Linked DNA regions of Homo sapiens: regions 2, 3 and 4 are each linked to region 1. Evidence: chromatin contacts called from ENCODE Hi-C or POLR2A ChIA-PET data. All regions are on one chromosome and are shown on one strand. Each heading gives the region's core, a stretch centred on a gene start or an enhancer-like site at or near the end of the contact. The rest is flanking DNA. Distances are from core to core; before and after follow the strand shown. Region 1 holds the start of N4BP2 (NEDD4 binding protein 2). Region 2 holds the start of KLF3 (KLF transcription factor 3). Region 3 holds the start of TLR6 (toll like receptor 6). Region 4 holds the start of APBB2 (amyloid beta precursor protein binding family B member 2).

What was found. A loop is a pair of places that touch in the nucleus more often than their neighbours do. ChIA-PET counts read pairs that join two places held with the same protein, here RNA polymerase II (POLR2A). Pooled maps may share reads with other maps.
Region 2: a map of dorsolateral prefrontal cortex shows a loop between it and region 1 (6-fold over the local background). The contact joins the promoter of KLF3 here to the promoter of N4BP2 in region 1. A Hi-C loop is called at or near these places in 2 of 168 maps with a recorded cell type or tissue (dorsolateral prefrontal cortex and endothelial cell of umbilical vein) and 11 of 50 pooled maps. POLR2A ChIA-PET finds 5 or more read pairs at or near these places in 2 of 52 experiments (activated CD8-positive, alpha-beta T cell and activated T-cell).
Region 3: a loop to region 1 is called in a map of naive thymus-derived CD4-positive, alpha-beta T cell, with 33 times the contacts of the local background. The contact joins the promoter of TLR6 here to the promoter of N4BP2 in region 1. A Hi-C loop is called at or near these places in 1 of 168 maps with a recorded cell type or tissue (naive thymus-derived CD4-positive, alpha-beta T cell) and 9 of 50 pooled maps. POLR2A ChIA-PET finds 5 or more read pairs at or near these places in 1 of 52 experiments (OCI-LY7).
Region 4: a map of tibial artery shows a loop between it and region 1 (6-fold over the local background). The contact joins the promoter of APBB2 here to the promoter of N4BP2 in region 1. A Hi-C loop is called at or near these places in 3 of 168 maps with a recorded cell type or tissue (prostate gland, sigmoid colon and tibial artery) and 13 of 50 pooled maps. POLR2A ChIA-PET finds 5 or more read pairs at or near these places in 1 of 52 experiments (GM12878).

The regions. Positions count from the first base shown.
Region 1 is chr4:40,055,600-40,060,102 of GRCh38, reverse strand. It overlaps N4BP2 (NEDD4 binding protein 2), which reads right to left and starts at 3,253. Exons shown (of 18, transcript NM_018177.6): 1 at 3,073-3,253. It also overlaps the pseudogene LOC344967. RefSeq lists enhancers at 2,192-2,291, 2,392-2,441 and silencers at 2,632-2,981, 3,032-3,491, 3,832-4,041.
Region 2 is chr4:38,661,242-38,668,119 of GRCh38, reverse strand. It overlaps KLF3 (KLF transcription factor 3), which reads right to left and starts at 3,921. Exons shown (of 6, transcript NM_016531.6): 1 at 3,659-3,921. KLF3-AS1 (KLF3 antisense RNA 1) reads left to right here and starts at 3,227. Exons shown (of 16, transcript NR_171644.1): 1 at 3,227-3,326. RefSeq lists enhancers at 758-807, 1-846, 847-1,697, 5,732-6,053, silencers at 3,181-3,530, 3,591-4,190, 4,201-4,470, 4,501-5,020 and a promoter at 3,659-4,461.
Region 3 is chr4:38,853,675-38,860,552 of GRCh38, reverse strand. It overlaps TLR6 (toll like receptor 6), which reads left to right and starts at 3,736. Exons shown (of 2, transcript NM_006068.5): 1 at 3,736-3,792. RefSeq lists an enhancer at 2,088-3,287.
Region 4 is chr4:41,210,166-41,217,043 of GRCh38, reverse strand. It overlaps APBB2 (amyloid beta precursor protein binding family B member 2), which reads left to right and starts at 2,502. Exons shown (of 18, transcript NM_004307.2): 1 at 2,502-2,639. RefSeq lists enhancers at 191-440, 1-562, 4,130-4,209 and silencers at 571-620, 2,238-2,407, 2,818-3,127.

The sequences.
Region 1 (4,503 bases), core at 2,004-4,503:
CAGCGCCTTGAGAGGCTGAGGCAGGAGGACTGCTTGAGCTCAGGAGTTCGAGAGCAGCCTGAGCAACATAGTGAGACCCTGTCTCTTTAAAAAAAGAAAAAAAAAAAAGAATAAGGTTTTGGGTCACAAAGATCTAAGTTTGACTGAAACCTACCTGATACATACATAACACTCCCACACACTAGTCGGGTAACTTTCAGCAACTTTCTTAATACTTCTCAGTCTCTGTCTCCTCCCCTGTAAGAATAGTGCAAATCTCAGAGTTGTAAGAATTAAATACAATCACATATGCAAAGTGCTTAAAACAGCACCTGGTGTGCATGTGTGTGTACATACACATAAGCCACTTCATTACTATGAGGACGAGGGCAATGAGGTTGATAATGATACATGGCTTGATGTATGCTTACTCATTATCAGGCAAGGTAGGTATCAAAAAAGTGTTCAATCTAAGGCCAGGCGGGGTGGCTCATGTCTGTAATCCTAGCACTTTGGGAGGCCAAAGCGGGCGGATCACTTGAGGCCAGGAGTTACAGACCAGCCTCACCAACATGACAAAAACCCATCCCTACTAAAAATACAGAAGTTAGCCAGGTGTGGTGTTGAGCACCTGTAATCCCAGCTACTCCAGAGGCTGAGACAAGATAGCGCCACTGCACTCCAGCCTGGGCGACAGAGTGAGGCTCTGTCTCAAAATACATACATACATACATACATAAAAAATGCTCAATCTCTTCTTAAATTCCTAACATAAACTACTTCTAAAGGCATTTAATAGACAACTGATTCTTCCCAAGACTTACAATATGATTTTGCATATAAAAAGCTGAAAGGAAAGCAAAGAAGGTAGATAGCTATTTTTCTGAAATTCATTAACTAATAAATGGTTGCTGCTTTGCATATCAAAAAACATGCATAATCATGGCTAATCATGATGAAAAGGGAGATTTTAAAAGGAAAATAATCAGCGTTTTAAAACGGCCGGGCGGGCGTGGTGGTCACTCCTGTAATCCCAGCACTTTGGGAGGCGGAGGCAGTTGGATTGCTTGAGCTCAGGGGTTTGAGACCAGCCTGGGCAACATGGCGAAACCTCCTCTCTACAAAAAATACAAAAATTAGCCGGGCGTAGTGGCTTTCGCCTCTAGTCCCAGCTACTCTAGGGGACGAGGTGGGAGGATGGCTTGAGCCCAGGAGGCAGACGTTGCAGTGAGCTGAGATAGTGCCACTGCACTCCAGCCTTGGCGATACGGCCAGACCTTGTCTCAAAAAAATAAATAAATAAGATGCAACTATGTAACAGTATTTAGATTTAAAATAAATACTAAAAAAAAAACATGCAACTAGTGATAATATTTAGCTTCTACTGTGTACATACAAGATACTATGCCTACTTTAATATACTTTAATGAAGGAAAAAACATGCCTCTACCATAACTTAAGCCCACTTTTTCTATGAAATACAGTACTTCTATCTCCCCTTCAAATTAACTAAAGTCAACAAGTACACAAACTGGCATTCGTACGTACTGCGTGCTGATTTCAACTGCTTTATTCTTTATTGTTTTACAGGTTAGTCTTTTTTCATTAACTAAATTGTAGCCTCCTTGCAAAAGAGCAGCCATTTATTTCCTATTCTTCCCACCATGTCCACCACTACAGCCCCTCGCTCCTACCCCCCATCCTAGCACGGCACTTAAATAATAAAAGGTCCTGGCAGCGAAACTCAAAACTGTTTATTTCTGACCTTTAGCAGTAAACAATGTTAGAAAGGCAGATGGAACCACGTTTATCAAAACACAGAACACACGATGTTTACATTTCCTAAAGCGCGTCTTTTAGTTAAAATTAAAGGATGAGAGTTAAAACGAGTTACAAAAGACAGCTGGTGTTTGAAAGAAAAACACTGGAAGTAATAAAAACGGAGTGAAAAGGCTGATGTTGGGATTAAAAGAAAACATTTTTTTAATACAGCTGCAAATCAGTCATTGTTTTCTGAGAGGCTAGGTTCATCTCCAGGATTTTCTTCTAGGAGCTCAACCAATGGCCACCTTTACTGAGTTAACCAGTCTCCAGGCAAGCAGCCCTTGCTGATTGGCTCAAAGATGTCGAGTAGAAAAAGCAGCCAATCCTGCCTTCAAGCCAGAACTGTGCCATGGAGACATTACAACCACTGCATGGCGAGAATGTGTACAAACCTGTCCGTGCCACAAATATCAGATCCTAGTTACAAAGACTGCCGCCGAAAGGAAGAGCCTTTGAAGCCAACACTGACACTGACCTGTCATCTACATTCTATTACTCTAGCTCTCTTTCGGAGGGAAAAAAAAAACTATTTTAACCAAAAGCGCATGAGAGATAAACTGTGCCCCCGCTAAGATGACTCACTCTATTGAGGATGAATTTCCAAACGGACGGCTTAGAGAGAGTCCCGATGAGAGAGGGGCTCTAGAAGGGTCCCATTGAGGGACAAAGTTGCAGATGGGGGCAGGGGAGGCGGGACGAGGGCCAAAGACACACAAATGCCGGGGAGGGGAAAGTCTCCCCGCAGTCTCCAAAATCCGAACGTGTGAGTGGCTGTGTGTCTGGACTTGAACTGAGTAAATAAACGGCTCTGCTAGGACTATGTGCTCAGGAAGGTGGCCTGAAGTTCCCAGAAGGCTCCGCCTGGCAAACACCTAAGGCGCCTGGAGGGGCGCAAGGTCAGGTCCCGGCGGGAACAGATCTGGGAGGAAACCTCGGGGGGTCGAGAGGGGTGTGTCTGGGGCCTGGAGGCCCGCCAGGCACTCGGAGGCCAAGGAAGCGGCCGCGGCCCCCGCCTTCGCCCGGCCTCGGGCTGAGCGCCAGGGCCCGCCTCTCGCCGACGCCTCACTTCCCTTCCGTCCGGGCAGCCGGGCCCGCGGGTCAGATCGGAGGCGGCCCGCGCCGGGCCCCACATTCAGGGCTTGGGGGTTCATTCGCCGCGCCGCCCGCCGCTGCTTCAGGCCCTCCGCTTCGGCTCGGAGCCCCGGGACCCCTAACCTCCAGGGCCCTCACCTTGGACCCGCCTCCCTGCCTCCCACCCGCCGCCTTTACCTGCTTCTGGAGCGGGCAGAGGGCGTCGAAGCCGGTGCCGCGTCGTCGAACGCACAACGCGGCGCCGCAGGTCCGCAGCCCTTTCCCGCCGGCGCCACTGCGCTCTCCCGCGCCGCGCAAGGCTAGCAAGCAGCTGCGGCCGCGGGGGAGACACGGCGAGCGCGCCCGGCGGGGAGACACTGCCGCTCTCCGTCCGGCCGGGGAAGAGCAGCCGCGCAGAAGCCCGCCGCGAGAGGGCGGGTGGGCGGCCGGGTGGGGAGGGGTCTCGAGGCGCCGGCAATGGCTGCCACGTCGCCCAGGTGGATCGCCGCCCACCGCCCCCCCCCAAGCCCGCCGGCTGTCCGCCACGACCTCTGCTTCGTCCCCGAGCTCCGCCTCGGCGCGGCGGCCCGGGGGACTTGAGCCCGCGGGCGCTCCCACCTCTCCCGCTCCCGCTCTCCCGTTGGAGAGCAAGCCCTGCCCGGCCGGTTCGGCTGCTTCCGGTCGCCCACCCCCCAAGTCTCGCCCGAGAGCGGGCCGTGGTCCCCACTTTTCTTATCAGGGGGTCCCTGGAGGAGCAAGCCCTTCTTCGAGTGTCGGGTTCTGCTTGGGGGGAAGGCGGGAGCTGTTTGGCGCTGGGGAACATTGCAACAGGCCCGGAATTTTTGCCAAAATAAGCGGCGCGGTAAACCACAGCTGTTTCTAGCCCTCGGCACTCTCCCGAGCCCCAAAAAACAAAACAAACACAAGGTCGGCCTCGCGAGGTGAGGGGAGAAAGGAAAGCAGAGCTGGGACGAGCCCTGACGCGCGCGGGGTCCAGGCTGCAAGTTGGGAGGGACGGCGAGGCGAGCGACCGGCCTCGGCATTGCCTGACTAGGGCCGTGGCCGCTGCGGCGGGCACGGGAACCCGCCTTCTCGCGCGCGGCCCTCCCGCGGGGGGCTTCCGGGCGCGCGGCCTCGGAGCCCCACGGGGAGACAAAGGGGTAGGCGACTGCCACGGGGTGGAGGGAGGCTGCCCAGCCCCATCGGCCCTGCCAGCGTGCGGTCTGAGCTCGGGGAATGTGTGCGCCTTAGCCGGTGGAACCGCAGCCGCTGGCCTTTGCCCCCAGTTCGAGCTTGAGTTTTCGGATGCCAAGAAAAAGCAAAGACGTGCTCTTCCCTCTTGCGACCGCTGTAGTATGAGTCCGTCCCCAAGCCTGCACCATTTTTTTTCTCTCAACTCTGCTTTCCCTGGTTTATTTGTTCTGGGTTCTGATGTGAAATGTTTAGTGTTTTCAGGGTACGCAAATTTTTCACCTTTGCTTTCTGGTTGGTGGTGGTGGTGGTGATGGTAGTGGTGGTGGTTTTGCCTGTTTTTTACTTCCTCCGTCCCCTCCCTTTGCGGTTACTTTTCATTCCACTTGCAGTGGTTTTTCCCAGAATAGAGAAGCGAAATAACCTCATGACAAAGTG
Region 2 (6,878 bases), core at 2,672-5,171, 1.4 Mb after region 1:
TTGTTTTCAAAATAGAAGATTAAAATTTTCCAAACAATCTAGCATTAAATGAATTTGTTAATGCCAGTTCTCCTTTGAGCTTTTTAATTCTTAAAAACGGGTTGGAAATGAGGTGTAGAATATTGCACAGTGAAATCTTTGTCCTTAAAACATTATCCTGATATTTAAATCTTTGTCCTTAAAAAGAAATAATCCCGGGATTTTCTCAATGTCTTAGGCTTTGCTTCAATGATTTTTCTAAAGATTTCTCCTTCCAAACATAAGCAAGACTTAAACTAAAGCCAGGCTGCCAACATTGCTTAAATTCTCCATCCACGGAAGCCACCTGGAGCAGCCTGGGTTAAACGTGAACGAGGGTGGGCCACATCTTTCAGATAATGCTAGGTCTTCTAAACTGTAAGGTGTTAATCCTGATCCAAAATTGACAGCTTCAGGGCAAAATGCCTATCTTAAAACAAACGCCCTAACCACTTCAACACAAGAATTACAAACAAATACAAACAAAACTCCTTTAGGTTTCTTTGCCAGGATGGACCCACGTTTCCCCAAATCACAATCTAGCAATAAAAAATTTAAAAAGGTAAAAGCATTTATTCACCCAGACAAATGCAGTGGAGCAAAGGGTGTACGTAAAAAGGTTAACTGACTTCTCATTATGACATAACACAGGCGTCTTAAGCAATATCAAGTGTGTAGAGACATGATAACTCCATGGGTGGGGATACGGAGTTTAGGGGCAGGGACCTCAGCCTGGTCTGGGCTACTGATCTACCAGAAAACAGCCTGAAACAGGAAAGAGCACACATATGCCACTTGGAATGTATGACGCAAACCCCAGCCTTGAAACAAAGAACAGGAAACAGCTCTGCTGGCTGTGCTGGAGAGAAAGCACAGAGAAACATTTAGCCGGCCCTCCCTGACCCTATATTCATGAGCAGCTGGAGTTTTTTAAGACAACAACAGGGGGGTGGAGGTGTTTGTTCTACGGGTGTGAATAATAACACCAGCTTTATACAGGGGACCTGCCCTATTTACAAATAAGAGCTGCCACATACAGTAAACATCATAAGTGAAATGTGATTTTATCATATTCAAGCAGCAGAGACCTTCCTAATGAACACTAGCCTCCCTCCTGATTTCTTTTGTCCCTTTCTGCCCCATTCCAATGGCTAGTCCCTAGCTCAGATCAAATTCCGAGTTAGGGTAATGATTATGGTTCAGCCTCAGTGCATCAAGAGGAAAAAAGATAGAGCACTGCTGTTAGGAATTCAGATTACAATTGGGGTACCCCACAGAACCAAAATTGGAGCAACTGTAAGCCTCCTTTAGTCACAGAACTAAATTCCAAGACAGACTGTGGGACATCTACAGTAACCCAAAATTTTCACTGTCTTTTTCAAATGCAGTTATACACATCTTTGCAGAGCTGCTCATCTGTTCAACATATACACACGTTTATAGAAATTCGCCTTTTAAGAATGTGATTCTGTTCCTGACATTTATCTAAAAATTATTATGCAATCTGTACACCAGAGTACTAATTTCTAGAAGTCATTCTAAAATGTCTATTTTCCCTTTGGGTTATTTTTAAGATAGTAAAATCCATTCACAGTTCCTTTCCCATTATTTCTCTTTACTTTGTTAGCCAGGACTGTTTAACTCAAGCTTACGTTATCAGAGATTTAAGAATGTGGTGTGTGCAGACTAAGTACAGGTAAGGAAAAAAAAAAAGAAAAAAAAAGGAAAAAAAGAGCATCACTGTGCCCATAGCAACAAGAAGATTGGGTTTTAATTTAGAAACTTTGCAGTGAATAAAACAATAGCTTTCTGCAAAACTCTGTTGTCGTTTTGTACCTGACAAGGTTTTGTGGTCTAAGCAGTTACTTTTCTTTGTTATTCCCATGTTGAGATTTTTGTACTTGCATTCCCTTTCATGCAAGCTAAATGTTCTTTACAATGTATCATCATTGAACTTACCGATAGTACATTAGGTTTTTTTCTTCTAATAAATAGTTCTGCAGCAAAGCCCACTGACTGCAGAAATGAAGATACCAGTTTCTCTAGGGAGTTTAATTTAATCGAACATCTAATTTCAGGTTTCTATTAACAGCCTAAGGTCAACTAACATACCTCTTTTCAAACCAGAAGAAATCACTCGTGGACACTTTCCTTAAACACTATTACTAACTCCAAAAAATTTGTAGATATTAATGCTAGCAGATTGTTTTTTCCCCTAAAAGCAAGTCTTCTTCCCTAGGGTGAGGCAGATCATCCAGATGAATTTCTCTTATAAAAATGCTCCTCAAATTCGTACAGAAAAGGATAGCACAAAACTGCTGTGTGGAAAAACCTATAATGAACAACTGGCCTATTCCCCACTTGATTTTGCTGGCACATTTCAGGTACTTGTCAGAATACCACTTCATACTTTTTCCCATATACCAGACTCTTGTGAGAATATAATCAATATATTTAAAATGTCTTGGGTGATATTAATGGAAACATAAATTCTGAGTAAGAAATTCAGTGGTTAAGTGTAAAATGTTTATTTTAGTGAAATACAAGAAGGTGAGCAATTTCCAATTTCCGTTTAACTTGACTTATTAAAAATAAGTCTCATTCACATTCTTCTAGTATTATTGTATACTGCTATAAAATTTAAACCAGAAAAGTGCTTCTCCTTGTCAGTAGCTATCTGCCCAAAAAAATGAATATGACAATTCCAGATCTCATCTGCCATCTCTAAGAAAGCCACTTGGAAATGTTAGGTAGGTCCCATGGGTCCTGATCCAGGGATCTGTCCCTGGGTCCCCATCAGGCTCGGCTGCAGGCAGTTGCCTAAGGCGTCTTCCGCCTTCAGCCACGCTGCAATCCTTGCTCCAGGCACTGCGGCAGGTTCTCTCCATGCCCCCAGGAAGACTCTCCAAACCCGACCAGCTCATTTCTCCTGCCCCGGAGGATCCAGACGCCCTGGCAGCTCCTGGGCTCCAGAACCGAGAATGGGATGCTGCCTCCAATCCCAATTGCCCTAAGTTTCTTTCCAGAGGGCCGGGAGACTGCTCCAAGTTTGCTGTGGCGGGCGAGCGGCCGCGCGCCGTGTCCTGGGAGGGGGGCGGCGGGGGGCGCGGGCGGAGGGAGGGGAGGGGAAGGACGCGGGAGCCTGGGTTGTGGTGGTGGTGGGGGGGCACCGGGAGGGGGAGGAGCAGGAGCGCGCGGCCGCGGCGCTACCTTTCTCCAAACAACGTTGCCACACGCGGAGAGCACGGAGATTTCTGGGGCTTTGGAGGGAATCGTGAGCGGGCGGGAGGAGGCCGGGGACCACACAGGTGAGCCCCCGCCCGCGCCCTGCCCGGGACGGCGGCGGGCGCTGCCAGCCCCGCTCCCCCGCACCCGGGGTCCGCACGGTGCCTCGCCTCAACCCCTCACTTTTCACCGCGAACCCGTGACCCCCTCCTCCTTGCTTGCTCTCCGCCCCCACCCCGGCTAAGTGTAGCCGCCACACTTTCCCAAGCCCGCAGGCGCCCCCCCCAACACCAGCGCTGCACCCCCGACCCATTCCCCGCGGCCCCCTCCAGGAGAAAAAATGAAACCAGACTGGCCGAGGAGGGGGGCGGCAGGGACCAGGGTGCGGAGCAGAGGTGAGGGAGACGGGACTTACTTTGCGAGGCGCGGTGCAGGGCGCCGCCGACGAGAAATAAAGGCCCCGATACGGGCTGCCTGGAGCCCCCCGAGCGCAGCAATGTCAGGGCTCCAGTCCGGGCGGCGTTGGCGGCCGCAGGGGACGGGGACGGGCGCGCGTGCGGCGGGCGCTCTCGCTGCGCTCCGGCTCGGGCCCCGGCTCCGCGCGGCTCCGCTCCTGGCTCCCCTCTGGCTCCTGGCACCAACTCCGGGCAGTCACATGACGCCGGCGCCGCTCGCTCTGCGAGCCTCCCGGGGCTGGCGGGGTAAGTAGAGGCTGGGACCCGGGGTGGGAGGGTCAGGGAGGGGAGAGGGAGCCGCCGCGGCCGCCCGGGCTGGGCGGGTCCCCACCCACTTGGGTGGAGGCAGCCGCCGGAGGGGTCGGCCGAGTCACTCGCGCAAACACGCACCCCGCCCTGCGCCCTTCCCCCGCCACCCCCGCCTCCCGCGCCGCCTCCGCCCCGCCCCGCCCAGTCACCCGGGGACGGCCTGACAGACACTCATTATTCCCCGGAGCCGGGCGCCGCCCCGCCGGCCCAACCTGTCCCACGAGGCGCGGCGCGGCCGTGGGGCTGGGCGTGCGCGGCGCGGCCTCCGCCCCCCGCCCGCGTCCCCGCCCGCGTCCCCTCCCCGCGCCCTCCTCCCCGGAGTCCGCGCCCCGCCAGCCCTCCCGCCCGGCCCAGCCGCCGCGCCGCCGCCCGAGCCCGGGGGGAAGGAAGGGCGGCGCTGCCCGCTCCGGGCGTCACACGGCTGCGGCCCGCTGCGCTGCTTCCAAAACACACAGCCGGGCTCGCGGGCGAGCCGAGGCGGGGGGCGCGGGCTGCCAGGGCCATCGATCAGCCGGCTCCAGCGGGAAGGGCGGCCCCGGGCGCGGCGGGAAGGGCTGGGCCCCGCGGCCGGCGCGGCGCGGCGCGGCCCCTCCTCGGCTGAGCGCACTCAGCTCACTGCAAGAGAAAAGCCGAGCCGAGGCGGCCGCGGTGCAGGAGCGAGTGGGCCGGGCGGGTTCGGGAGGGGAAGAGCGGCCGCTGGGGCGCGCCGAGCCTCCCTGGCCCCGAGTCGCCGGGGTCAGGGGACACCCTGTAGGCGCGCTCTTTCTTTGTGCCCTGGGGCGACGGGTCCCCCTGGCCGGCGGCCCAGGCGGCGCCCCCCACCTCGTGGGACTTTTCTTTGAAGGCCCGGAGACCCCTGGGGCAAAACTCCCACGGGCCAGGCCTGCCGCTGGAGCTAAAAAGCGGCATTTGCGCAGTTGGGCTTGCCTGGAAACTTGGCAAACTTTGGTCGGATCCTCCCCTGCAGAGCGAGGGCCTGGCCTGGCGACCCCCTCATTTCAAGTCGCTTCTAGGGACCTAGCGCCCTAAGCTCAGTGGCCTTCAGGGTGCTGCGAGCGAGCGGGGCGGCACAAAAGCGCGTTCGGTCCAAGCCAGGCCCCTTCGAGGACTTTGTGTAGATTGGTACCTAAGTTTAATGCCTTTTGAGTTTCTTTTTAAACAGTATTAATGTAATAATTAATGTAATAAAAAGAACAAAGGACGAATTCGTTCGATTGTTTTAAGTTCTGTGTAATGTTTAAAACCGCCCCTGCTTCAGTGTATGGCTTATTATTGCTTCAAGATGTTTTAAAGGCCCTTTAAGTTGACCCATCTCGCTTTGATGCTTCATCCAGACATCGTGCTGCTTAAAACGGAGTGATAATAGTATATTTCGAGCCGCTTCATGTAGCTACACAGTATTGTAAAATTAGTACTCGGTAACCTCAAGTAGTGAAATCGCATATTTTAAATAACGCAAGTCCAGGAAAGGCCACGTGGAGGATACCCAGAACCGACGCCGGCTCATGGGACGTCGTGCTGTCCCATAAGCTTCATCTTTAAAATGTAAAGGGTGTGAGTTTTTTTTTTCTTCATAATGAATAAAAGACATTCCAGAAAAAAAAAGAGTTGGATTCGTGTCAATTACTAATTGCCATTTATTGATCACTGACATCATTAAATGGCTGATTGGCTGCCTTAAGGTTTGCATTAGCGGAACACCGTGCTAGGAATGGCTGGTGAAACTGGCTCATAGTAGGTGCTCAAAAAAGTACGTTTTTTTCTCCAGGGACACAGTGACGAGAACTTGAAGCACATAAACCATGTTTTTTACCTTGTTCATGTGGGTGTGGACGCAAAGGGGAAGAGCGAAATAGGCCTGTCGGAGAAAAGTGTGACCCAAGATAAGAAGGGAGTGGTTTTGATATGGAAGGGGCAGGCGGCAAAGGAGAAGAAAAGCCATTTTAAACAGTTAATTAGTGAACACTGTGTTCGGTGCCCTGTGGGAAGCTGCTCAAATGCAACTTGTCGGAAATGAATCTATCTAGTGCTGGGTAGCTCAGTGAAGGACACCATCATTCTTCAAAGTGCCCAACAGGGTGGGGCGCGGTCGCTCACGCCTGTAATCCCAGCACTTTGGGAGGCCGAGTTGGGTGGATCACTTGAGGCCAGGAGTTCGAGACCAGTCTGGCCAAGTTGGCGAAACATCGTCTCTACGGAAATTACAAAAATTAGGCATGGCGGCGCACGCCTGTAATCCTAGCTATGTAGGGAGGCTGAGACAGGGTGATTGCTTGAATTCAAGAGGTGGAGGTTGTAGTGAGCTGAGATCATGTCACCACTGAACAGAGTGAGACTCTGTCAAAAAAAAAAAAAAAACCAAAACAAAACAAAAAAAAAACAAAACCCCAACAGAAGCACCTAAGCCTTTCTTCTCGCTAGCAGGGCATAGCCCATGTTTCACTGAGTCCTGGACCTCCTTGGTCACTACCCACTCTCTGGCCACTATGCTGGCCCAGCCTGTTGCCACCATGTCTTGTTGGTCATCCTGTCATCCTGTTTGTAGTATGGGCTGAAGCATGAAAAAGGCATTGGAGCACGGGAGTAAGAGTGCCCTTTCCAAAATGCAAGCCTGATCGTGTCAGTCCCTTCAATGGCTTCCCATAGGATGAAGTCCTAAGCTTTCCACCCCTGCTGGCCTGGCCTCTGCCTGTCATTACAGACACTTCTTCCTCTTCTCTCTTCCTACTCTTTTCCAGCAACGCTGAACTTCTTTCCGTTCCTTTCTTCCAACTCTCTCTTCCCACCTCTGGCCCTTTGCACATGCTCATTTTTCTAGGTAGAAAAGCCTTGTCTTCTCAACCTGACCTCTACTCCCATTTCCCTAAATTC
Region 3 (6,878 bases), core at 2,487-4,986, 1.2 Mb after region 1:
CTTTTTTTTTTTTTTTTAATTCAGCAGAGAAGTTTAGGTTTACTATCAATACTTAATATATAAATTAGCATTTTTTTTTTTGAGACAGAGTCTCGCTCTGTTGCCCAGGCTTGAGTGCAGTGGCACGATCTCAGCTCACAGCAACCTCCGCCTCCTGGGTTCAAGTGATTCTCGTGCCTCAGGCTCCTGAGTAGCTGGGACTACAGGCGCCAGCCACCACATCCAGCTAATTTTTGTATTTTTAGTAGAGACAGGGTTTCACCATGTTGCCCAGGCTGGTTTTGAACTCCTGACCTCAGGTGATCTGCCTGCCTCAGCCTCCCAAAGTGCTGAGATTACAAGTGTGAGCCACTGCGCCCAGCCAAAATTATCAATCTTATCTCTGTCGTATGTGTATCTTATGATATTGATAATTGTCACAAAACTTACTTTAAAGCTGTTGGTAGACACTAATATTTATTTATTTATTTATTTATTATCTGGAGAAAGACAACATTTTTTAACAAGTAAAAGTCATCAAAATAATGTTTTGCCTGTGTCTGTATTGGGACAGTGTATTGGGTGGCCTCAGATTATGTTTATAATACTTAACCCAGTGTGACACTATTTTTTAAAAATTAAGACATATATACATATCTATATATAGTGAAGAATTCAAATAGGACAAAAAGCATAAAATGGTGAAGAGGCCGGGCGGGGTGGCTCAATCCTGTAATTCCAGCACTTTGGGAGGCTGAGGTGGGCGGATTGTTTGAGCCCAGGAATTCCAGACCAGCCTGAGCGACATGGCAAAACCCTGTCTCTGCAAAAAAATATAAAAATTAGCCATGCATGGTGGTGGATGCCTGTGGTCTCAGATCCTTGGGAGGCTGAGGTGGGAGAATCGCCTGAGTGGGGAAAGTCAAGGCTGCAGTGAGCTGTGATCACGCCACTGCACTCCACCCTGGGCAACAGAGCGAGACCCTGTCTCAAAAAAAAAAAAAAAAAGGCCAATAATCTATTTCTCTTAGTTCTTCTGCTCAAAGGTGAACATTTCTTATGTATCTTTTGAGAAAAAAAGATTCATATGCCTCTATCAACATATGTATGTAGACCCTTGTATTAAGTTTCCTGTGGCTACCATGACAAATCACCACAGACTGTGTGGCTTAAAACAACAAAAATTCATTCTCTCAGAGTTCTGGAGGCTAGAAGTTCAAAATCAAGCTGTTCATAGGGTGATGCTCTCTCCAGCCTCTGGTGGCTCCAGACATCCCTTGCATTGTGACTGCAATACCCCAGTCTCTGCCTCTGTTTGCAAATGCTCTGCTTCTCTGTATCTCTCTTCTCTGTGTGTCTTATGAGGACACAGGGTGTCTTCTAAGGCAGCATAGTATGATGCTTAAGTGCATAGGCACTGGGGCCAAACTGCCTGGGTTCGAATCCCACCCCCACCACTGACCAGCAGTGCAAGCTGGAACGATTACCCAGCTGCGCTAAGTGGAGATGACGTGACAGTACTTATCTCACAGCACCTTAATGAGTTAATACTTGGAAAGTAGTCACAGCAATGCCTGGCAAGAAGATAACCTGTGTAAATGGCTAGATTTTATACAATTGATGTCATACTCTTCTTACAGTTCTGCACCTTAATTTTCTTTCTTTCTTTTCTTTCTTTCTTTCTCTCTTTCTTTCTTTCTTTCTTTCTTTCTTTCTTTCTTTCTTTCTTTCTTTCTTTCTTCCTCTCTCTCTCTCTCTCCCTCTCTCTCTCTCTCTCTCTCCCTCTCTCTCTCTCTCCCTCTCTCTCTCTCTCTCCCTCTCTCTCTCTCTCTTTCTTTCTTTCTTTTTTCTTTTGAGCCAGAGTCTCACTCTGTTGCCCAGGCTGAAGTGCAGTGGCACAATCTCAGCTCTCTGCTACCTCTGCCTCCTGGGTTCCAATGATTCTCCTGCTTCAGCCTCCCGAGTAGCTGGGAGTACAGTTGCCTGCCACCATACCCAGCTAATGTTTGTATTTTTAGTAGAGACAGGGTTTCGCCATGTTAGCCAAGCCGGTCTCGAACTCCTGACCTCTGGTGATCTACCCACCTCGGCCTCCCGAAGTGCTGGGATTACAGGCATGAGACATCGTGCCCAGCCTGCACCTTGATTTTCTTCACTTCATAGTATATCCTGAAATCTTTACCCCTCAGCATACAAAAAAACTATATGATTTGCACCAAACTCCTTACTATTATGACTTCTCTTCTGTGTCAGTCACTATTCCAGCCACTTTAAATTCATTATCTTTCCTAAAAGTACTCCCATTTTGTGGATGAATAAATGGAGGTTAAGGGACTTGTCCCAAGCCTCACAGTAAGTGGCCAAGTGGAGGTTCGGCCCAGTACTGTCTGTTTCTTTGTTTGCTTAACTGTCATTGCCATCTTCGCTATTACTTGATTTTTGTGTTTTTGTCATCCCCTTACAGACGTTTCTGAGTTATGACAGCCTCGACAAGAATAGTCTCCTTGTTTCTGAACATTGGTGTTGTGATGCAATCTCCTAATGAGACATGTCAATGTGCCCAGATCTGCAGTGATAGTTGTCTGTTTTCTTAAGACTTTAGTCCACGGTTACTTGAAATTCCCTCAGAGCCACAGCCAGCCCTTTCCCTTGGCTTGTTTCACAAATCTGGTTTTCCAGGGTCACAGATACCTGCTGCTTTCTGGCTGTCTCCTTTTGCCAGTGGAGCAGAGATCCATCCACTCCTTACTGAGCCTCCCCAGGCCTGAGGAGACTTCCTGTTATGTTTGATGAGTAAGGATGAATCACAAGAAGCCAGCCTTTCTCTTCCTCCTGAAAGCAGAAGTGATTCTTACGGAGATGTCCAACTTTGTCATTAGCCAAATTGTAAGGTCTTAACTTGTTGTTGTTTTTTTTTTAATAAAGATGAGATTGTGCCAGACAGTGAGATAAATTATAGAATGATTGTTTCACTCATGCCTTCTGTCCTTTGCAGAACTCAGTTAAGCAAGAAGTCTGGGGAAAAGGGTTTACTGTCCACCAGAAGTCTCTGTTTAACCAGAGACTTCTGGTAATCAGCCTTTGTTGATGTCATTCTGAAATTCTTCTAAATGGTCTTTAGAAAATTGATTTTTAAATTAGTCTTGCAGGATTTCAGTGTTATTTATTATTCCTAAATTAAAATCTAAACCATTTAATAACACCAAATGTTGATCAGAATGTGGGTATGATTGCTCGTACATATGGCTAAATATGTAGTCATAAATATGTATCAACCAGTAAACTTTCCTTAGAAGTTGATTTTTAAAAAAAAACCCAAATTGTGGAACTATACTTATTTTATTTTAAACTATCTCATCCAGCTAAAATAATGCTCAAAATTGCTTGATAAGGGAAACTGCAATTATTCTTGAAATGTTAAATATGGTGATAATAGAAAACAGGCTGTTTAAAATAACTTTCCACTCAGGTGACAAATGTAATAACCAGGCTGCAAACTCTTACAGAGAAATATTACCTTAGAAAAATATTTTTCTTCACATTGAATTGTTTGTAAGTTGCTTCCTCACACGAATTAGAAAATTGGATTACTGGTTTTGTCTGTAGCCCAGAAAAAACTGCTAACTCACCTCCGGACCTTTGAAAGGTAAAAATATACGTAGGAGTAATTCCAGTGTGGGCCAACAGATGGCACCAATCTGTTTCTAAGGTACCGCTTTACTCAACTTTAAGAACTTGTGTTTGTCAAGCATTTTCAATTGTATTTCCGTTCATTTACAAGTTATTTTCTCTTCTTCTGAAAAAGAGATCTTGGTAAGTAGAAAGACTTCTGTGGCTTTTTCACATTATGGCACAGGTGCTTCAAGTAAGCAAGTTTGCTAACCATTCATTATATAGGAAATAGGTAATGTTTCCTTGAAATTTTTGCAAAATGATTTGAAGTGGTTTTTTTTGTAGATGTTGCAAATGTCCTTTGAATTTCACGAGCAGGATGAAGAGCAGCGTCTTTACAGCTGTCTTGAAAAGATAGAAAACAACTAGCGCTTGTGGTGATAATTAAGGAACAAAACTAATGTTATTTATTTCTTCTGATTTGGCCCAGCGAATTTTCTCTTTTCGTCTTTCTCTAGTTTATTGTTTTCAGTAACATTTAACAGTAATTTTTATATACCACTGATATGGCACCTATTTATTATATGTTTTTACAGCAGACGTGTGTTTGATCTCCCTTGTCGTTTGTCACTGTAACAGTTTGCTGGTCTGTGTCTGTCCCTAATTCATAAGCTTTTTGAAAGCAGGAATTATGTCAGTCCTATTCATATTTATATCCCTGGTGCCTAGTGCGTAGCATGGCACTGGCAGAAAAATAGACTCTGAATAAACATTTATTAAATGGAGGAAGTGGCCGGGACCAAGCCCCTTCACAAGCTTGAATCTGGCACAGTGTAGCAATTGCCTTCCTCCAGGTCCTTCCACCTTCAGTTTGACAAATGAAACAATGTTTTTCTTGCCTATTTGTTAACTTGATTATGTGATCTTTCCTCCACTTATTTCACTTAATTTTTTTTCTGCTCTCTTCTTCCTTGTAGTTTTAATTTTCATAGGTCTTGTCTACCCTTTTTTTCTGAAATGTAGCTTATTTCATCTATTTCCTCACCCTTTTTATTTGATGCATTTAAAAAATCAAGAGCATTTACCTGTTTATTTTTACTTTCTTTAAAAAACTGTGAACTCTCTAATCTTCCACTCTCATCTTCCCATTTTTCCCTCCTTTTTTCCCAATAAATAGAAAAGTTACTATCTTGTTCATTTAGTGTATTCCCTAGGAACTGCCTCAGGGTATGAACGCCTCTGGAGGAATATTGCGTTTTTGTGGCAGGATACCATAAGGACAGCTGACCAGCTTTTCCACCTGGTGACTGATTTTCAGTCCCATGAACCCAGACACCGTGGGTCTGGTTGCCGGGGACCTGTAGGGTAGGTCCTCATCTGTGAATGCCAGTTATCTACTATTATCTGAAAGTTCTCCATCTTTATATTTTAATATTCCAAATAAAACAAGCACGTTTCTTTAAATATAAAATATTTTCACACAGCTATAAAGACAACTCTTAAATTGCCTTACGATAACTTTTTTGGATTATAAAGGACATTCAAAATGAGACATTTTAGGGATATCTGAAAGTATAAGAAAGAAAATTAAATTCATCTATAATTCAGAGATTCAGAGAACCACTATTATTAGTATTTGGTATATTTCATCACATTGTTTGTCCTCTAGCTTTTACGTATATGTCAGGTTTTAATCATATTTTGCAAAATTAGAGTCTTACTACATATATAATTTTTTTTTTTTTTTTTTGAGACGGAGTCTTGCTCTGTCGCCCAGGCTGGAGTGCAGCGGCACGATCTCGGCTCACTGCAAGCTCCGCCTCCCGGGTTCACGCCATTCTCCTGCCTCAGCCTCCCGAGTAGCTGGGACTACAGGCGCCCGCCACCACGCCCGGCTAATTTTTTTGTATTTTTTTTTAGTAGAGACGGGGTTTCACCGTTAGCCAGGATGGTCTCGATCTCCTGACCTCGTGATCCACCCGCCTTGGCCTCCCAAAGTGCTGGGATGAGAGGCGTGAGCCACTGCGCCCGGCCATAATTTTCTATTACTGTATTCATTTAACATTATCATTTTTTCAAAGTACAGTATTTGAGGCTATTATTTAATTATACATAACTGATTTAATCATTTTCTACACTAGACATTCTGATTTTTTCAATATTTCATTATGTCATGAGTATCCTTATAGTCATATCTTCTGTGTGTTATTTTTGACTATTTCTTTAGAAAATTCCTTGTAGTGGAATTGCTAAAATAAAGGAAGGTATATTTTTAAGAAATTTATGTAAATTACCAAATTACCCTTTAGAAAGCTTGTACTAATTTTTCATTCCTGCCTAAGTAGTAAATGAGGGTTCTTATTTTAGTTTCCACCTACCAACCTGGATATTATATTTTTTAATTTTCCCTATTTGATAGGTGAAAAAAAAATCTTGCCTTTTAAAAAATCTTTTAAGAAACAAGAGTCCTCCTTTGACCCCCTTCCTCTTTTTATGCTTAAATATCTTATAGTAAAAATAACAGGCATTCTGGAAACCTATTTCTAAAAGCTTTATTCTCTATCTCTAAAAAAATTACATTTTCCTAAAATAGCCAAATAACATTATAAAAAATTACAATTTATTTCTTAATAGCATCTAATGGCTGGTCCATCATAGAATCTGCCCCTCCTTCTGTTACTGAATATGTTTTATAGCAAGTCTGTCTTAACTGAGATCTAATCCAAGATCATGAGTTTCATCTAGATGTTATGTGCTTTTTTGATTTAACGTGCTGTTTTATTTTTTGTGAGATTGCACATTATTCATATTATTGGCAATTGATTTTTGGCAAATTATTCAGTAAATAGTACAGTAAACTTAATTTTGAATGTTAAAAGTTTGAAAAATATAGATAAAAACTAAGAGGAAAATAAAGTTCCATTATAATCTTACTGTGCAAAGATAATTACTGTTCATATCTTGGTATGTATCTTATTAATTTTTCTACTTGCATAGGTACATATTTACTTTGGTACTTTTTAAATAAACTGCTTTTTGTCACATATAGTGAAAATATTTTCATGCAATTCGATTTTTATTATTTTTAAAGGCTACATAGTACTATTTAATTATACAGAGATACTAAAATTTATTTGATAACCTGCTATTTTTGGATAATTGAGGGATTTGTTTTCAAAATAGAATTTATTTTTGCCAGGAGCAGTGGCTTGTACCTGTAACCCCAGCTCCGTGGGAGGCTGAGGTGAGAGGATGGCATGAGCCCAGGACCTTAAGCTATGATTGTG
Region 4 (6,878 bases), core at 1,253-3,752, 1.2 Mb before region 1:
CTGAAATGATGAGGTATGCAGAAACCAATTACGTATTTATAAAATGAGCGCGCGGTGGGAAAGCTTTATGTAGCAAAGCTAAAGTGCTGTTACATATTTAGCAAGACAGAGGGCATGGAGATTCCTCTCCATACTGCCTTAAAACTGCTGTTAAACGTTCCTTTCAGTGAGAGAGACAATGTGTTGGGAGGCGGACGAAGGAAGGAAGCAAGGGAAGGGTCAAAGCCTTCCCTCCGGCCCCGATCAGTCCCCTCTGTAAATTCATAATTAAGGGAATTTCCTCCTGCAGCTGCGCAACGCTTGGTGGCCGTTTCGACGTCACTGTCAGGGCATTTCAGGGATTTTGTGTGCCCAGGCAGTGACTTCCCGACTTCTCCGGCGTATCCCCGACGGGGCGCAGAACACCGCCCGTGGCGAAGTCGGGCCGGGGGAGTTTGGGAACCCGTCCCCGGGAGCTCAGCGGCCAGAGGAGGGCGCGGAAGTGTTTCCTGGGTGAGCGCGGCAGCGGGACCCGTTTCCGGAAGGCTGATTGCATCAGGTGTGGAGCAGGGCGCCTCCTCGGCCCAACCTGGCGGCCTCTGCGCCTGCGCGCGCCGCCCCGCCCCCCCCCCCCCCCCCCCCCCCGCCGCCGCGGACTCCACCGCGGGTTTTCCTCTCCGTCGGGAAGAGACCGACCTGGGAGGGGCAGGCTCCGCTCACCTACCCCGGACCCCCGAGAGAGAGCGGGGTGGCCAGGCCGGGTTCCGGGGATCTGAGGGGAGCTGTGAGGTCCGGGAATAGAGTGCCTTGGAAAGAGGACCCGTCTGCAAGGTTGGAGGCTGGTCGATCTCCGCTCCTGACGGGAATGGTGGTCTTGGGCTGGTTTCCTTGCCTCTTTGGCCTTGAAGATCACAGACTAAGAACCACAGGCTCTCCAGTTCAGAGAGCCTGTATTTTCCCCAAGAGGTCTACTGTGGCCCTCGACTGTCCTTGGTCCACGGACGTGTTAGGTGGATCTTGGGGTGCAGAGACTCAGTCCCAAGAGTAAACACTTTTCATGAATTTATAGGGATTTCTCTGTGACAGTATTGTTTTTATGTTGTAGGAAGGAGGGACATGATTGCTGGCCTCCAGCTCGGTCTGAGGGAGATAATTGTTAATTGGAGAGGTTATTGGAGTGCAAAAGTCAGAAACCACCTTCCACAAGGCAGCCCCCCTCCCATCCCTTCGTAACAACCTCACTGAGTCTGCATGAGGGTCCCTCTATACACTCTATTCGCACCTTGTGCATTTCCCTCCCAGCACTCTACCTGTTTGAAATAACCGTTTTGAGTGATTATTTGATAGGTGTCTGTCACCCGGCCGGACTATAAATTCCATGAAAGCAGGGGCCTGGGCTTTTAAATTCACCACTATCCTCAGGCCTAGTACAAGACCTCGTGGATCCTTAATAAACTCATGTAGGAAAGAATAAAGTAATGCCCACCCCACTGCATAGAGTCCTCATAGGAAGAATCACGTGAGTTTTTAATTCGAGATCCTTGGTAGGACTGTGTGTGTGTGTGTGTATGGGTAGGGTTCTCTAAAGTGTATAGTCCTCACACCAGCAGCATCAGCATCCCATGGGAACTTGTTAGATATACAGATGCTTGGGCCCCACCACATATCTACCCATTCAGAGACACAGATTGGGACTCAGGGATTTGTACTTCAGCAAACCCTCCAGGCGATTCTGATCCAGGCTCCAGTTTGACAACCGCTGCCCTGGTGAAGAGCAATCCTAAGGATACTTTGGGGATGTCATTCACAGCGTCTGGGGCAGAGCACGGTTTACCGTTTACTGAGACTCGACTCTTATCAGGGCTTTGTTTGCACGCTTACAATTAGAGTTATAGATAATATTATTGGCAATGGAAAGGAAAACCTCCTTTTCCTCTCCGGCAGTTGTATCTCTCCCCTGATATTATCTTGTGATTTCCGGATCAAAGAAGAGTGTGTGTGCGGCATATGCCTGGGGGTGGGGATAGGAGGTAGAAGGAAGGAGAAGGTGTCGCCTACAACTTGCAGTTAGCCTGGGTGGGTGTGGGCAGCTCTCCTGTGGGGACATTTTCCTATTGCAAGGGAATGCTGGCGTGTGGGAGAAAAGCCAGGGCTAAGGTAACCCAACTGCCTTTTGGTGCAGACAGACACCAGCCACACGGAGGGGATACCCGGGCTGCACTGCACGTCCTGCCTTTGGGTCTTACTGGGGGACCCATTGCCTCCCTGCGTGTTCCCAGGCGATTGGGGAGGGTGCCTCCCGCAGGCCCTGCCGCCTCCACCTGCAGGGGTCGCCCTGGGAGCGCGGCCCGCCTCCTTCTGCCCGGCCCCCACCCCCCGGCCCCGCCTTTCTCCCATTCGGCCCCCTCCCCGCCGGGTCCCTCCAGCCTTCCCTCGCGCAGCCGCTGCCAAAGCCTGGAGAAGTGGAATCTCGTCAGCGCCGCTCCCTGCGCGGGACTCGCGGAACGGCACTGAGCATGCTCAGTTGCCGGAGCCCGTTCTGGTCTCAAGTAGGAAGCTAGTGCGCTGTAACCGCATCTGATCTGGGCGCTCCGGGAAGGGCGAGACTGGAGCAGAGCCGCTGGGCGCCGGAGCCGAGGCGAGCGCCGCGCGCACCACTGGTGAGCCCAGCTTTCTTCCTTGCCTTTGCCCCGGATTCCGGGGCAGCACGAGAGTGCTGGGGAAACACCCGGGTAGCGGCAGCAGCGTGCGGCGAGCGGCTGCGGGTTCCCCCGGCGGCTTCTCCTCTGCTCCCGGCCCCGGGGCTCCGCGGCCACTGCTGCCCGCTCAGCCGCAGCCACACCTGCAGCAGCTGCCGCGGCATCTGCAGCGGGGCGCCTGCTGCGGAGTCCCGTGCGCCCTGCGCCCGCGCCGCAGGGCCAGTGGCACGGCGACTGCGGGCTCACTCTCCTTGACTTCCATCCCTCCCGCTTCCCGGCGCCCTCTTTCCCTCAGCAGCCCCGGCTTGGCAGGGCCTGGGGCGGGGGAGACCGGGTTGGAGGCGGTGCGCCCGGGTGGGGACTGCAGAGGGGAAAAGTGAGGGTGGGCGCCTGCGGGAAGAGCGCACACCCCCTTGTCCTGGCACCGGCCTCCGCTGTGCCGCTCGGCTGTCTCTCCTGGGCGGCAGCGCGCTCCTGCCGGGGAGTTGGAGCCGGGGTTGGCTTCTCCACGAGGGGTTCAGAGGCCAGCCCATGAGACATGAAAGGGGGGAAAAGTTCCTTTTCCCCCTCGGTGGCAGAGAGAGCGTTTAACTAGAAAATGGCTGTGCATAGGGGACCGACTCCAGGAAACTGGCCACTGGGACCCGAAAGCCCCTGCGCTGCCCACCGGGCGGAATGGAGGGTGGTACGCTAGAAATGACATTTGTGCGGCGAGAACAGAGCTGGACGGAGGGAAGGATGCTGAGACCCATAGAAACAATGAAAGGTGGTCTTCACGTCGGTGAAGTGGTGTAGACTACGGGTTCGGGGCAAACAGCCGAGGGAGCATGGGACTAGAATTCAAAAAAATAAATTAATTTGGATAAATCATATGTGGAGTTGTCACCGACCGTTCTGTAGTCAAGTTCTGCGCGGTTTTAGAGCCACGACTGTCACAGACGTTTTTGGATGGATTGAGTGGTTGAGGAGGGTTAAAATTGAGAGGAGAATAAGGTCAGTGTCGGAAGCTCCAACTGGGCTCTCGGAGGGGACAGTTTGTTTAAGTCCCTCAGTCACTGGCTTTACATTGTGTCTAATTACTTACGTGAAATACCCAAAGGATTATCATAAAATGATGCCATCGGTGGTGTTTGAATTCCAAGGAATGAGGAAACTTTGTGAGGTTGGCATGGGTTTATCATTTGTTTTAATATTTCACTGATTTAAAAAAAACAAACACAATGGCAGTTTGATCTGTTGTTTCTGGAGTTTACTCTCTTAAATCTTGCTTTTTTTTTTTTTCTTGTCATGGTTTCAGATTTAAAATCTTGTCCCCAAATGGCCATAATAATGCAGAGTATTAGAATTTGTGTGGCTGGCCTTTTAGGAACAGATGGAATCCTTGAAAGGGGATTTCTTCATGAACTTAGGTAGCAACCTTCTCGTTTTCAACTTGTAGCTTGTAAGCAATATTTGTTCAACAGTTGTTTATCATAACTTGCAACATCCTAGAAATGGCATCGTTCGTGAAGGATGGTATTTGTGGCGAGAATGGGGAAACCTCCAGGCTGGGGAAATGCCGAGAGAACACAGGTGGCAGTAGAGTACAGTGGGTTGATCATAGGGCGGAAGGTGGTGGGGTACAAGTACAAGATTTCAATTGCTGTTCTTTCGTTGTCCATGTACTGTATGACCCCGAAGTCACCGACAGTCTTCGTAAACTGGATGTAACCACGTCTCTAGATATTTGCTGAGAGCCTTTGAGAGACGACTCTAAAGTTGAGATCCTTTCCACAGAAGGTTTTTAGGTCCTATGCTTTTATTCCCTCTTCTAATGGATACTTTTAACTGAATAAATTCACCTTCAAGGAGCCAATGTGAACTGGCTTTCTGAAATTTTTATAAAGTGGTAATTGAAAAGCTGGATGGTGAGGTGGGAGGATTGCTTGAGCCTAGGAGTTTGAGGCTGTAGTGAGCTATGATCACGCCACTGCACTCCAGCCTGGGCAACAGAGTGAGATCCTGTTTCTGAAAAAAAGAAAGCTTGATGAGCTAAAGTGCAAAATACTGGTGTTTACACTTAGCTGGAGTAATGTGAATACTGACTCCAAAATTACTTGGGAAAAAACTATTGCATATATTGTAAGAATCCACATGTACAAACATAAAATATTTTTAAACTGGTACTTTTTGTCATGTTTCAACCTTTTGATGACTGTTTTCTTTTCCTGCCACCAGAAAAACAGCATATGAACATTGAATTCTTTTATTTTTCTGTTACCACAGGAATGAATACTGAAAGCCTTGTCATAATATTAGAATAATGATGTGTGTGGACTATCCTGAGTACTGGATATCTAAATTTATCTTTTAAGAAAAATGGAAGGGAGAGCATCAGGAAGAATAGCTAATAGATACTGGGCTTAATACCTAGGTGATGGGTTGATCTGTGCATCAAACCACCATAGCACATGTTTACCTGTGTAACAAATCTGCACATCCTGCACACGTACCTGGAACTTAAAAGTTGAAGGAAAAAATAAGAAAAATGGTATGTCGTGTCTCTGTACCTTTTTCAATTTCATTTTAAAAATAGACAATACCTGGCCGGGTACGGTGGCTAACACCTATAATCACAGCACTTTGGGAAGCTGAGGCGGGCAGATCACTTGAGGTCAGGAGTTTGAGACCAGCCTGGCCAAGAGGTAAAACCCCCGTCTCTAAAAAAATACAAAAATTAGCCGGGTGTGGTGGCTCCCGCCTGTAATCCCAGCTACTGGGAAAGCTGAGGCAGGAGAATCACTTGAACCTGGGAGGTGGAGGTTACAGTGAGCCAAGATCGCGCCACTGCACTCCAGCCTGGGCAAAAGGGTGAGACTCCGTCTCAAAATAAATACATAAATAAAATAAATAAATAAGTAAATAAATAACAAAACAAAACTGGACAATACCCTTGTGATATAACACCTTAAGTTTTCCGGGGGCGGGGGAGGGGAGCAGGTGGGACAGACTTTTAGGAAAATATTGTAATAAGTTATTACTGGTTATGGGGGGAATACTTATTTTCCTACATGGGGTTAGGAAACCAGCATTTGTTCAGTGCCTAGTATTATTATTATTATTATTATTTTTGAGACAGAGTTTCAGTCTGTCACCCAGGCTGGAGTGTAGTGGCGCGATCTTGGCTCACTGTAACCTCCACCTCCCAGGTTCAAGTAATTCTCCTGCCTCAGCCTCCTGAGTAGCTGGGATTCCAGGTGCCCGCCACCACGCCTGGCTAATTTTTGTAATTTTAGTAGAAATGGGGTTTCACCATGTTGGCCAGGCTGGTCTCCAAGTCCTGACCTCAGGAGGTCCACCAGTCTCGGTCTCCCAAAGTGCTGGGATTACAGGCGTGAGCCATCACGCCTGGTCTGTTCAGTGCTTTTTATGTGTCCTATTATCCTATTAAGGTTTTGTATATATCATCTTATGCTGTAAGCATCTATGCATAAATGTCAGCTGTCTAAGAAAACCCCTCTGAAAAGGTAGATGCTCGTGATTTCACAGCAATAGAGCTTTAAACTTTTATCTTATATGAAAATATCTTTAATTGATTCCATTATTATTCAGTAAGCATTCTCTTTTAAAGCATCTTTGATTTGTTATTTAGAATTAAATTTGATTGGAACTGCATATCTTCAGAATGATTTGAATGTTTTCAAGAAGGTTCTATCCAGATTTTAAAACTGTTTTGTGTTCATTTATTTTCAATAATGTTGCACTACCAACAAATGAAATTAGATGTCAGAAGATAAACCCAGATTAGCCATTTTGATTTTAATGTGTTATTAGTGCATATTCTGCATGCTGATATGTGTTGACGGCATTTCTCTCAGCCGAAATGGTTTGTCAGAGGCAGAGTAACAGACTCTCCATAATAAAGGGTCTGGGGGGATTTGGAGGAAAGACTACTAACCAGGGACCCCAAAGACTTGCCTTTGGGGCTGGCTTGTCCCTTACTTCAATTCACTGTGTTACCTGGAAAAAGTCAGTTATGTCTCTGGGCCTGTTTTCCCATCTGTAAAATGAGAGAGCTGCAGTCACCCTCTGGTTGTCTATCGGGTCCTTCTTGTCCCAGTCTAGAGATCTGTGATGCAGCCATTCGAGGAGAGAGGTCTTCGTTTAAGAGCAGGGGTCCCCAGCCCCCTGCTTCGGACCTGAACTGGTCAGTGGCCTATT